2 separate regions of the Mus musculus genome follow, and region 2 is linked to region 1. A link is a contact called in ENCODE Hi-C data. All regions are on one chromosome and are shown on one strand. The core of a region is the stretch at or near the end of the contact, and the rest is flanking DNA. Distances in the headings are between cores, read along the strand shown. Region 1 has its middle 27 kb from the start of 1700029M03Rik. Region 2 holds the start of Sft2d2 (SFT2 domain containing 2).

Region 1 (7,040 bases), core at 2,626-5,125:
AGCAGCGTGCTGTCCCTGACCTGTAAGTAATTCAAAAGTCCGCGTTCTTTGGTCCCCTTCCATGGTGGTATTAGCCCTTGCCTGCGTCTGGCAGAAATCCTGCCATAATGCTTTCCACTCAAGATACATCCCCATATTTGGAACCACAGCTTTCACCACTGTTGTCCAATCTCCAGGAGTCATTGCCAAAGCCGCAAGCCTTTCGACTTGTCCTATAGTGAAATTGGCACTGACTCCATAGTTACGGACAGACTCAGCAAGCTCCTTAATCTGTATATACTCCACCGGAGTGTGAACTCACCCTCCCTCGGCTCCTTCAAAAACTGGAAATGCCTTTTGCATTTTCCTCTGTTCCTCTTTTGGAATGAATGAGTCTGAATGATACCTCTCCACATAAGACAGAGGTGCACTAGGACCCTGAAGCCGACAGTCCGGAGGCTGAGCAGCAAGCTGGCTTTCGACAGCCGCTTTTTGCCTTTTTCTGGACTGATTAGCTCGCATTTTATCTGGCTGGTACCTTTCTCCCTCATAACGAGCTGCTTCCTCCTCCAAGTCCGTTTCCTCAGAGGGGCTAAGTCCCTCATCTGATTCTGAGCTACTAAGAGCTAGGTCCTTAAACTCATCTAGTGGCGGGTATAGGTTCCTTCTCCTAGGGACCTCCACTGATTGATCTTTCTTCTTCTCTTTTTCCTTCTCCTTCCTTCCAAACTCACCCTGGGTATTCTTTCCTGACATTATCTTTTCCTTGGGCTCAAGGTCCGTGGAAAGGCCTGTATGCTTAATTGGTGCACCATGTGTCCATTTTGTTCCTAATCTCTCTCCCCGCTCTACCTCTGATAGACTGTCTTGAATTTCATCCAGAATTCTCTGCCCTGCCTTAACCACTTGTTGACATTCCTTGTCCTTTAAGCACGATCTTATCAGCTTCCACAACGACATGGTTCCTGCTTTAAGTTTGCCATTCTCCAGTTCCCTAACTAAATCTCCCTTGAGTTTCTCCCAAGAGGGGATAGTTAAGGACCCTGAGCATGCAAACCACGGTGCTATGCAATCTACCTCTTTTACAAAGCCTTCTAGTGTCTTGGTGGCGACTTTCAAGCCACGCTGCTTCAGGACCGACCGTAAGGCGGTCACCACAGAGTGGGAGATCCCCATACTGGTCACTGTCCAGGCGTGACCGCGACTGAGAACCAGTCAGCAATACTGGTCACTGTCCAGGCCTGACCGCGACTGAGAACCAGTCAACAATACTGGTTGCTGTCCAGGCCTGACCGCGACTGAGAACCAGTCAGCAATACCACCAGTGGAAGCAAAATGAAACCGAAAGGAAAGGAATAATCTAATCGCCGTGAAAACAATGAAAAGGGCGTCTAACTCTGGAGAAATTTCAAGACTGTACGTACCTTGCAGAGCTGTAAAGTGTCCCGTAGTTCTGAACCCGCCCCGTGAAACGGGGGTCTCCTATCAGCGCCTAGTGATGATAAATTCCCGGGTTTCTCAGCGCCACTTCTTGCCTGAGCTAGTATCTCGCCGGCAAGAATTCACTCGGACAACCGGATCCTTCTACGGCAAAGCTTTTATTGCTTCAACATAAGGAAGACCCCAAACCTGGAAAATGGTGCTGCTTAGATAGCCCGCAGCGTGACGTTTCAGCACCTGATGTGGCGTGACAGCACAGCACCTGATTAGTTGCTCACCCATCACCCCATTACTACGCCCCGATATGGGCAGTGACTGGGTGTGGATTTACTCTTGCACTTGCGCATAAGACTTGTTTACTAGTTAGGCGCAGTGGAAGCCAGCGCCATCTTATAATGGCGATTGCTCACGGCACGGCTCTCCACATCTATAAAGGCATTTTCAGAGAGATTTAGCTGAAGAAGGAAGACCTACAATGAGTGTCGGCAGCAGCATCCCATTGGCTGGAATTTCAGTTGAAGAAATAAGAAGATACAAGTGGGGCACCCTCATCCATCCCTCTCAGCTTCCTGACTGAGGACTCAGTGTCACCAATCACCTCCCTCCATTGCTGCCATGCTTTCCCTGTCACGATGGACTCTGTCCCTCTTGACTGTGAGCCAAAATACACTCCTCATTTCTTAAGGTATTTTGGTCCAATCCTTTATCACAGCAAGAAGAAAGAAAACTAATTCAATCTGGAATCCAAGAGGAATGAATGATCCCTAATACACCTCACAATCAACTTCGTGGTTTCTGGGCTGCCAGTTTTAGCCTAATTGGCTCTTAGTGGGAACTTGGAATAGATCATTTGGCATTGCCCAGGGGAAGGGCTTAGAAAGACACATATTAGTGCTGCGTGCAATGTCTTCCTCTGGAGTAACCTTACACTGCAAAACAAGATCAAACACCACTCACCTCTTCACAAATCTAAATATGGTCATGGCTTCTCTGGGGACTAGTTGACTGGAGTGGAGAAGTTTCTAATCATAAATGACTCACGGGCCTCACAGGCTATGTCTAGTTCACCCTACTCACATACTCAGTACATCATTTCTGTTTTATAGGAAATTCTTATGTATGGATTACTTTTCACACAGACTAGTTTTATTTCCTCAGACTAAACACCAGGGCCTTCAGAATGGAGATTAAGTATCACTAATGCAATGTTCCAAATAATGAAGTTTCAAGTCAGATTAAATGACTGGAATTGGCTCTCTAATGCTTAGAACTCGCAGGGAGCTAGGAAACAAGAGAGGCAAGGTAACAGTAAGGACATGCACCCAGGCTTCCAGCTTTGGTACAGAATGAGTCGCAACACTCGTCTGACTGCCTGGCAAGCCTTAGGCAAAGATGTACAAGCTTAAGCTAATAGAACCTTTAACTTCGCTGCCTCAATTTACTCCATTTCAATTTACTGAAACAAATATGATCCAAGTCGAGAAGCACCACAACCAGGACTTCCAGCTCTGACCAAGACACAAAAACCTTCCTCTGAACTCAAGTTGACCTTTTTCTTGAGCCAAAAACACTGAGTGGAAACAAACATTAAAAAACAAAACAAAACAAAACAAAAAACAAACAACCCTGCAGCTTTATGGCTGGAAAGAATCTAAGCTAATCTCACCAATCCTTTTGCTTTACAGATTAGGGAACTGAGGTAAAGACTTCTTATTAGATGAAGTGCCCAGAGTTTTAGTCTAGTAAAGACAGAATCAGTGCTACTTGCCAGGTCTCTGGATTCAAGACTAAAGACTTGAATTAGATCCACAAACTTACACCCCAGCAATACTGCCATGCCAAGGACTCTCCACAATGCCAAACAACACATTTAACAAAATACTGCGTTTCAAATGAAACGGTTTCCTCAGGTCAGAAGAGAATCCCTTTGCCTGTCCCCATCAGTTCTGAAGCACTAGCCGGCTAACACCTATGAATATTTCTTCAGCATGCTCTAGAACACCATCATTTCATCCGGTCCTTCTCTTAATCTGATGAAGTGGGTACCATAGCTACCCACACTTTACTGAAAAGGAATCTCTGATGTCAAAATATAATTGGCCCTTGTTCTTACAGCAAGAGGTCTATGGTAAAAAAAAATACAGATATAGGCCACCTACCTTCCTGACCCAGCACTTAGTCATTATTATGCTGACAAAAGACTAACAAGAATATAATCCAAATTTAACCACAATGAGTAAGACTGAGCTCTGATCTCAATTTACTTTGTCCTCTGGGCTACTCAACATCTAAAATTCCAGTTCTCTAACCTATATCTGTCACCATAGGAGAAGATTCTACAGTCTCCTCCACTAGCTATCCTCTAAAGCCACCAAGCCAAGATTCTGCTGAGGCTGGGAAATCCTAGCATGTTGAAACCTCGGTCACCATGTGCTTCTCTGTGGCACCTGCTTGGGATCCAGGGCACATCAAGTCTCTAGAATGAAATTAGCATTTGCTCTCCTCCCACGCTCTGTTCTGCTAAATTATGCAAATGAGGGCTTTAGGACGTGTGAACAATCCTAAATGTTCTCTTAGGAAAGGGGAGGGAGGAACACAAACCACAAATCAGGCCTGTGTAGGCCTCAGGATTAAACATACAAAGGAAATGGTATATGTGTATTCCTTGGTTTAAAGCATGTTGGTTTATTTTTGTCTGTTATGGGTAGGATTATAAAAATGCTGTGTGTGTCTAATGGTACTAGGAGCCCCTTTTGTATCCAGTAATATAACAGCCCTTCTGAGGATCTCTGGTTCTGCCTTATGTCTCAGAAAAAGCAAGACCCCCTGTGGCCAGGAAATTAGTCTATATTTTCCAATAATCTCCCGTGTGTATTAACATGTTTGTATATTAACACATACCTGTGTGTTAAAATGCATGTGTTAATATACATCAACTCTCTATGATCCGAGATCTGTTAGTCTCTAATTAAAAGATGATGTTTCTACTGCTGAGATCAACTTCTTTCGAGAACAGGGGAAGAAAGGCTCTAGAAGGAGGGATACAAAAGGGGACCCAGGGAGTGCTTTGGTAATGATTCTGTGTTGTCTGTGATGTTCTCCAGTGTAGGCTGAAGAACTTGGGATAAGCAGAAGCAGATAGAGTGATAGAGCAAGAGGAAAAATGGGTGTGCAGTCTAAGTGGCATGGTTCTTCCCATAACCAGCCCCATAGAGCCTCATGCCAGCCCTGTGAGGAAGGTCCTTTAAGGGCTGCCTGGAATGATCTTGCAGGATGTGCCAGCTGAGGGAGCCAACAAGAGAGTCAAATCAAACCCACATTCAGTTTGCCAAGCTACAGTCGCACAGGCCAAAAGTATTGAGTTTCCAGCTCATACAAAAGTGTTATGTGAGCTGAAGTCTGCATATCATTGTCTCATTTACTGACAGAAAACTAAGACTGTAGATAGTGAGCCATTGGCCCAGGGTCACTGCAGTGCATTTTTTAGCAACAAATGAAAATCTATCTGCTCCCCATTTTGTTCCTTCTGCAAGATCGTCTTCATGTTTGATGAAATGGGAGAAAAAGACCATCAAGGAAACTCAAATCCAATGCATTGAACATCACCGGAAGTGCCTAGTGAAGTGTCTCTGAAATAAACAGAAAGTTCTGGAACAACACTAATTACAAGAAAGCACAATGACAGGCAGACACATACATTCCCCTTTATAGTCATAGAGTAACATTAATCAGCCATGTAACAGTGAAAGATCTTGTCTTCAGCAAAGACTGGAAAAAGAGCTTGTGACTGACAGCCCTAACAGTCAGGTGAAGAACTGAAAATCAAGCAGCACACAGTGGAGTCAAATGAGTTGTTTATGTTAAAGAGGAACGGGGAAACTCCACAGAGACACCCTGGGACTTGAACTTGGCCTTTAGAGTTTTAAATATATGTATATGTATGTGTGTGTGTATATATATATCTGTAGCATTTCTTTAAGAAGTTGTAAAACCCAGAGAAGTAAAACTTGAGCGTAGGCTCTGAGAGCCATCACTGTGCTGAGCAGTACCCTGAGCCATGAGCTGGGGAGAGATGACTGTGCCTCACCTTGGTCTGTGCTGGGCTTTCCAGCTGAAAAGACCCAGGCCACTACACCCCCTCCCTGGCCTGCTACCACCCCCAGCCAAATCTCTCTGCTGCTGAAGGTGTCATGTACATGACAAACAGAAAGGAAAATAGCTAGTAAAAATGCAGTAAGACTTAACAGATTGGGCTTTCCAGGCACTGGGGCACTCTGTCTTTTGTTGTTTGTGTGTTCTGTTGTTCGTTTGTGATCAGGGTATTTCTGTGTAGCCCTGAGCGTCCTGCAACTCATCCTGTAGACCAGGAAGGCCTCAGAGATCCACCTGCCTCTGCCTTCAGGGTGCTAGGATTAAAGGTGTGCTCACTATGCTGGCTTCAGCAGTACACCAAATTGGTCTGGGAGCAAGTGGGTGGAAAATGCCAGCTCTTCCTCTGAAGTGACTTAGACATAGCAGTGGTGCTGTGGTAAGGAGCTGGGGCCAGTTCTCTGCTGGGTACATTTGAGAAAGTGATTTCTGGTGGAGTTACTGTCTGGGTGATAATAACCAGATGGCACACCCAAAGTCAACAATGGGGCTCACGGGGACTGTAGCAAGCCTTGGGATGACCTCTCTTATCCTGCTCTATGTGAAAGGGAGAATGAGAATCGAGCATGCTACAATGCATACTCATTCTGTCCTTCTGGAACCATGTTCAGGAGGGATTTGCTCACCCTGCTTAAAAGACAGTAAATGGAGGCCCAGGCCACTCCTACTCCACTGAGATCACAAGAACCCTAAGGAACAAAGCCAGAAGTTTAACCCAACTTTTAAAGTTGATGTTCATTCCATTTAATGAGACAGCTTAGTGAGTTGATAAAGAACACAGAGACAGGGATCTGGCTGCTAGGATTTGAGGCCTGGTCTTGTTGGCTAGGAGACTCTGAGAAGCTTTTTAAACAAATCCTTACCTTCAATTCTTTAAATGTCATGTACAATAAAATAGTTAGGATCGTGTGTGTTGCTCAAGAGACCCACATAGTTGTGCCTGACATATAGAAAGTGTTATATAAGAACAATGTTAGAACCTCTGGTGGAATCACCATGCCTGAACTACAGAGCAATTGTGATAAAAACTACATGGTACTGGTATAGCGACAGACAAGTAGACCAATGGAATAGAATTGAAGACCCAGAAATAAACCCACACACCTATGGTCACTGGATCTTTGACAAGGGAGCTAAAACCATCCAGTGGAAAAAAGACAGCATTTTCAACAAATGGTGCTGGCACAACTGGCTGTTATCATGTAGAAGAATGTGAATTGATCCATTCCTATCTCCTTGTACTAAGGTCAAATCTAAGTGGATCAAGGAACTCCAATAAAACCAGAGACAGTGAAACTTATAGAGGAGAAAGTGGGGAAAAGCCTCGAAGATATGGGCACAGGGGAAAAATTCCTGAATAGAACAACAATGGCTTGTGCTGTAAGATCAAGAATCGACAAATGAGACCTCATAAAATTGCAAAGTTTCTATAAGGCAAAAGACACCATCAATAAGCCAAAAAGGCCACCAAC
Region 2 (7,040 bases), core at 2,657-5,156, 210 kb after region 1:
TACGTACATATATATAAAGAAGGGCATGTACCACCATGCACCATGTTAGGACCCGACAGCAGAGCCCCGTGTTTCTAAGCAGAGGCTACTTGTCCACCTAGAAGAGTCTTGTTTCTCCAACTTCCCTGGCTCTAAAGTATCCATGGATGCTGCTACCAGGCTTGACAGGGCCCTAGACAATCAAGTTAGACCTCTTCTGACTAACTCATGTAATTACTCTCCCACCAAGAGCAGAAGGAAAGGAACAGCGCCCACTCTTCCCAGTCCTGCATGGTGGAAACAGCCACGCCGTATAAGGAGAGGAGGAGTTTCAGAGGAGTGAATGAGCATCTGAGCATCACCAGCATCCACACCCACACCCACACCCAGGAAGTTGAACCTTTTTCTGTTTAGGGATAAACTGAAAAGTATCAACGTTGAACTCGCCTTGGCACTCATAACATTCCAGAATCTAAGCAAGACAGTGACAGTCATGCCTCTGAAGACATTAAAATCACCGACATGAGTCATCCTGTTACCATAGTGATGAGTACCCCCACCTGTCATGTGGGAGACCACAGTTTGATTCCCAACTGACTTGGAGACTAGCAGTGGCCCTTTAAATGGACAGTAGGGGTGGTGGTGGTGGTGGTGGTAGCAGCAAGCAATCCCATCAGGAGGCAGAGGCAGACGGATCTCTCAGTTCGAGGCCAGCCTGCTCTATAGAGCAAGTCCTAAAACAGCCAGGGATACAGAGAGAAACCCTGTCTAGAAAAAAAATACAAATTAAATAAAATAAAATCACCGGCAAGAGAAAGCATTTCTGCCAAAAAGTATGGCTCTGCTTTCTACCGTCAGACAAGAGTAACACTTAGGCTCAACAAAGTCTCAAAACAACCTAAACGATCGTCCAAATGCAACCTGTTCTTTAGTGGGGACAGGGCACAGGATAGGGAACAGGGATAATTCACCACCATGTTTCCCACTCTATCTGTGTTCCGTCAGGGGAAGAGGATAAAGCTTTTGTTCCACTTCTTCTAAGTAGACTCCGTGAAAGGAAAGTACTTTTTGTCAATTTTTGAAAGCGAATTCACTTGATGGAAAAAACCTCTCTCTAAGCTGTTGTTTCTGGCAACCCTGCTAGCACAGAGCTTTTTCAAAAATCAAAACGGCTAAAATAGTACCTAGATAGAACGCGTAGGGAACGTAATCACAAGCTGTCGGACTGGCGGTCATGCACAAAGGTTCTTTTGACTCCAGGATGCAGAAGGAAGAGAGACTCCTGCCAAGAGCTATAGTTCAGGACTGCCCAGGGAGGCGAGACTGGCAGCCGGTAAGAGAGGAACGCTGTTTTATCCCTGAGAGGTATGATCAGACACCCTCCGACCTTCCTTGTCCCAAGAACCCTTCCAGAAAACAGAAAGCCTATTCTTCCAGAAAGGACTCCACTGAAACCAGGCCTTGAATGTGATTAGGAAGACGAGTGTCAGAAGACTCGGATCGTAAGGCTGTTCGTGTGTATGAGTCCTGCCAACTTTACAGCTACCGAGGAGGGACAGAAGACAGAAGTACTCACACTTTTTCGGTTGGCAACTAAAATAAATTAGAAAAAAAATTTTTTAACTTTTCTGGGAACCTCTTACAGGTTATATAACTGAAAAAGACTTGAAGACGGAATTTAACCACAGAACCACAGGAGCCTTCAGTTTTTCCAGGCTCAAAACCATGGAAAGTGTGACCACACTAATGAGTACTTAAAGGGAGGCAGGCCCTAGTAGGTGATTACCAAGCCAAAACATCCCCAAGAGGAACCCTATTGGCTACAGACTATTTCCTGGGGTTCAAGCCCTGGAAATGCCACACAATGATGCACAACAGGAATCGCACTAAGAAAGAGGAAACAGAATATTTCCTTTCTTTTTTTTTTTTTTTTTTTTTTTTTTTTTTTGGTTTTTCGAGACAGGGTTTCTCTGCGTAGCCTGGCTGTCCTGGAACTCACTTTGTAGACCAGGCTGGCCCCGAACTCAGAAATCCGAGAGTGCTGGGATTAAAGGCATGCACCACCACTGCCCCGCTGAGAATATTTTCAAACAAGAGTGAAGCCACAGTCTTTTTAAAATAGATGTAACATATGCCTAAGTGTAAGTGGAGATCAAAGCCCTTCCATTTAGGAAGGGGTGGGGGGACAACTAGGCAGTTTGTTTTCAAATGGCGCTACACTATTCACTCCCGAAGATGACCACCACCTCACTGTCAACACCGTACCCTCCGCCAGTCTCCTTTAAGACCCCAACTTTGTACAACAGCCTGTTCCTTCTACAGAGCTTATCTTTACATGACAGCGACGGTCAACTAAATCTTGGGGCTTTTTGTGGGGGGGAGGGAGCTTCTCATATGAAAGTTCACAAGAAGCCAGAAATTTTTTTTAAAAATGAAAAAATTAAAACATGAAAATCACTAATTTGAATTTTAACGATCATGCAGAGATTGGAAAGTTGCAGCTACTGAGCCTAATTGCAACTGCCCTTGGGTTATCTTTAGTCCCCAGGAAGCAGTTCTTTCTTGCCCACCTGTGTCTGATGTAACAGTGACTAACCTCCCGGAAACTGCTAGGGAAAAACACCTTGGAATTTATTATCTTAACAAGGTTTTCGAATGCTATCAGGCAGCCTCTGGGAGCCACAGCTGAGATTCCTCCACACTGCCCTAACTGCCTGCTTACCGCTTCCACTAATGCTTCTGAAAAGTACCTTAATTTGTTAATTTGTTCTGTTACTCTAAGAACTTATCAAACTGTTATCATGTTGGAACACTGAGTTTGCAGAAACCTGAATCTGTCCTGGGGCCATGGTCACTCGTATTTGGCTTCAAAATAATTTATTCTCTTTGAGATGCAGTTGTGTTTTGTTTTGTTTTTTTGCAAAGACAAAACTCAGAACAAAATCAACCACAGAAGTGAGCGCAGAATGTTGGGGAAACCACAAGAAAGTCAAGTAAACACTAAAGAGGAACTCCAATTTCCAAGGAAAAGGGGCTATTGCATCTCGTTCAACACCCTTCTTTCTCAGAAGGGGAAACCGGGGCTAAGGATACATCAAGTAAAACGTAATTCTGTCTTCAATCAAGAAAGGAAATGTAAACAAACTTCCAAAGCACCCAAAATATGACATTCTGAGTGGCTCTGGAGCACAGGACTTTTGTGGTCAAGTTTCAGAGCCATCAAAGCCCTACTAACAAAACAAACACACTGGCAGTCTCCGAGCGTGGTGAGAATCTATAGTTTAGAAAGTAGCCCTGGAGATTCGGAGACCTGGTAAGTCCCTGTTATCAGGCGTTCACGGAGTTTTACAATTACAAAGCAGAACGCATAAGGTCTGGCTCTCACACCCCACAACCTAAACTAGTCCGCGATCCGGCGGTGGATCCTTCCACGAAGGCCGCCGGCCTCGCCCAACTCCAAAGGGCTCTCTCTCCCTGGCCGGTCCGGCTGGGATGGGGCTCGGGGCCCGGATTCCAGGAGGCCCCGGGATCCACACTCCCACTCCACAGATTTCTGAGGTCTTGCTTCAGAGCCTCAAGCCCTTCGGAGGGAAGGTTGGAGAGGGTTCGGGAGCCACGCCTTCCACAAAGCTCGCGCTGCCACCTGTGGCTGTGTCCCGGCAGAGCTCGGCGCGGCGGGCCGGAGGACAGCAGGGCAGCTGTCCAAGAAATGCCAACTCCCCCGGTGCACGCACCTCGGACAGACCGCTGCGGTCCTCGGTGTCCTGGCCGCTCAGAACTTTCTTCAGCTTGTCCATGTCAGGGTCCCGACCGCCGCCTTTGGCGTTCGCTCCGCCTACCACTCTTCGGGGTGCGCAGCCGCCGCCCCTCCGCCCGCTGCCAACCACGGCGCGCCCCGCCCAGGCACCTGCCCACCTGCCCGCCCGGCATGCCCCGCGCCAGCCACGCCCCCTGAACGAGCTCCTTGGGGTCACCCGGGGCGGGGCCGAGAGAGTCGGGGTGAAGTCGGCCAGGCGATACCTAACCCGGAAGCTGGCTGCGCGCCCGGGCTTCACGGATTCGTTCCAGCGCCCAGCACCACCATGTGCCAGGGCCTGGAACAACGCAGGCCTTTCGCAAACTTACCCATGGATGCTGAAGTTAATCCGCTGGTGGTTGTACACCGCAGATCTATAAAAATATATATTTCCCACGTTAAGTAGAACAAATCAGTGTGCAACAGGCTGGAGCAGTACAACCCTGTGTATTCTTAAAAGCAGCAATTCCTACGTCATCCCTAGGGGAAATGGCTCGGGAGATATGACTTGGGCAACACCTGAACAGATGGCAAGTGGTGAGAAGAATCAATATTTTCGTGTTTGGTAAATGCTTTACTTCAATCAGTCTGCAGCACTACTGAGGCTATGAAGCAGAATCCATATGAAGTCATGGGCTCTTCCAGACAGGACAGAAATTTGCTCACCTTGCACACTGGTGGCCAGAGATATCTGGAACACCTATGTTAAGATTAAACTAGTTCAGAAAAGGCACTGAGACCAAGGTGTAGCTCAGTGAGAGAATGCTTGCCTAGCATATGCAAGGCTTTGGGTTCAGTTTCCACCACTGTCCCTGCTTCCCAAAAAAGGGAAAGGAGACCACAGAGGAACTTCAGAAACACCCCCTAGGTCACTTTACCTCCCACATATTTTCATGTGAGGTCTCCAGCGTCCTTCTTCACTTGTATAAAAACATAAAAACATAAGACCAGCTGCTGCTGCCTCTGCAGGGACTCCTCTTACCTGCCACATTTTCCAGTGAGTCCTTACACCTCTCTGTAAGACGTCAAACATCAGAGCACAGTGCAAAGGCTGTGTCCTGAAAGATCCACTCTAGCTCTGTCATTTGCCACTTAGGAGGCCTTGAGCTAGAAGCTCCTTAGCCTTTCTGGTCCCCAGCTGATTTCCTCTGTAGAGTGAGCACAATGGCTTCCAAACGTGACTGTGGAAAGCAAGCATGACTGTATAGACAGGTCTGGAGCAGAGGGGAATTTAAATAGCATTTAGTAGAAGCTGTCCTTGTTCTCTCCTAGCCTGATGGCTTTTCCAGCCACCTGTGGTGAGGTGATAGAACTGGCCCCCACAGGCTCATGTGTAAACACTTGGCCCATAGGGAATGGTACTACTAGGAGGTGTGGTCTTGTTGGAGTAGTTGTGGCCTTGTTAGAGGAAGTGTGTCACTGTGGGGGAAGGTCTCCTATGCTTTGACGGCTCCTATGCTCAAGCTCTGCCTACTGTGGTACATAGTCTCCTGCTGTCTTTAGATCAAGATGTAGAACTCTCGGGTTGGAGAGATGACTCAGTGGTTAAGAGACACTCAGATCAGTAGTGTTCATAACAGAGCACACAAAGGTTGAGGGATATTGGATCATGTGACATTGTTCTTAAATGTCTCTACATGGAGGTTTAGGCAGAACTCACAAGATTCATGATACTGATGCTAAAGCACAGAACACCAGCATCTCTGGATTACAAAAAGCACCTCTGTCAAAATTGCAGTTCCAAAAGGCATAAACTTTCAACTCCATTATTATTATTATTATTATTACTATTATTATTTAGCAATTTAATTTATTAGCATGTGTTAAATATTAGCTATACTTCTTACCTTTATCTTCCATATGAATATGAATGAATGTTAGGAATTTTTAAAAATATTTTTATTAGGTATTTTCCTCATTTACATTTCCAATGCTATCCCAAAAGTCCCCCATACCCTCCCCCCCCCCACTCCCCTACCCACCCACTCCCACTTTTTGGCCCTGGCGTTCCCCTGTACTGGGACATATAAAGTTTGCAAGTCCAATGGGCCTCTCTTTCCATTGATGGCCATCTAGGCCATCTTTTGATACATATGCAGCTAGAGTCAAGAGCTCCAGGGTACTGGTTAGTTCATAATGTTGTTCCACCTATATGTTAGGAATTTTTAAAAGATTTATTTATTTATTTTATGTATGTGAGTGCTCTGTCTGAATGTACACCTGCACACCAGCAGAGGGCACCAGATCTCACTATAGATGGTTGCTAGGAATTGAACTCAGGACCTCTGGAAGAGCCGTGCTTTTAACTGCTGAGCCATCTCTCCACCCAGGAAATTTCTTCTTCTTCTTCTTCTTCTTCTTCTTCTTCTTCTTCTTCTTCTTCTTCTTCTTCTTCTTCTTCTTCTTCTTCTTCTTCTTTTTCTTTTTTTTTCTTCTTTTTCTTTTTTTTTCTTCTTTTTCTTTTTTGGTTTTTCGAGGCAGGGTTGCTCTGTATAGCCCTGGCTGTCCTGGAACTCACTCTGTAGACCAGGCTGGCCTCGAACTCAGAAATCTGCCTGCCTCTGCCTCCCAAATGCTGGGATTAAAGGCGTGTGCCACCACTGTCGGGCAAGAAACTTCTTAAAATGAAAAAAAAATATATTTTGAAATGGAATTCATCATTATGGTAATATATTCTAAATTTGTACTGATCACATTTATCTATCTCTGATATTTTGCCAATTTTTGATCAAATAAAAGCTTTATGTGTGTTTATTGATTTTGGAGGATGAAACATAATTCAATGACTATATAGCTAGCTACCTTTTTAATTTTTAAATACTTAAAGCTGATATATGGCCTTCGAGGTCCTGAAATATCTTAGAGCTATGACTCATGCATGATAAGTGACCCAGGCAGAGGACACCAAGTTATCCCAGAGGAAATACAAACCTGTTCAAGATATTAAAAATACAGGAGAACTTTGTTTCAAAACAAGGAAAACAAGCATCCTGCCAGTGTGTTCATGCACAGTTTTTGTATGCAAGAATTGATGAAGGACCCACATCCGATAACAACCCTGTGGCCAACCAGCCAGCCACTAACAAGGTTCTAAATGCAGGAGTGCAGCCTGCAGCAGGAGGGAGAAGTGTCTTTCAGGCCACAGGATTGACATACACAGTTCTTACTCCAGAAAAGCCTTTCGGCCGCTGTCATCTTTCCCTCTCCTACCCTCAGGCAGCCTCTTGGTCCCTTACCGCTCCTCTCATGTCCTCAGTTACTTGTG

Evidence for each region. Hi-C counts contacts between places; a loop is a spot of excess contacts on that map.
Region 2: a map of T-helper 17 cell shows a loop between it and region 1 (3-fold over the local background). The contact joins the promoter of Sft2d2 here to the enhancer-like site in region 1. A Hi-C loop is called at or near these places in 1 of 37 maps with a recorded cell type or tissue (T-helper 17 cell).

The regions. Positions count from the first base shown.
Region 1 is chr1:164,984,467-164,991,506 of GRCm38, forward strand. No RefSeq gene overlaps it. Among named protein-coding and RNA genes, the nearest start is that of 1700029M03Rik, 27 kb to the left of the region's middle. Within about 2 kb of position 3,876, at least 1 of the 3 ENCODE cell types and tissues checked has a DNase peak (open chromatin) inside an H3K27ac peak, as active enhancers do.
Region 2 is chr1:165,190,527-165,197,566 of GRCm38, forward strand. It overlaps Sft2d2 (SFT2 domain containing 2), which reads right to left and starts at 3,907. Exons shown (of 8, transcript NM_145512.4): 1 at 3,714-3,907. The coding sequence starts at 3,776.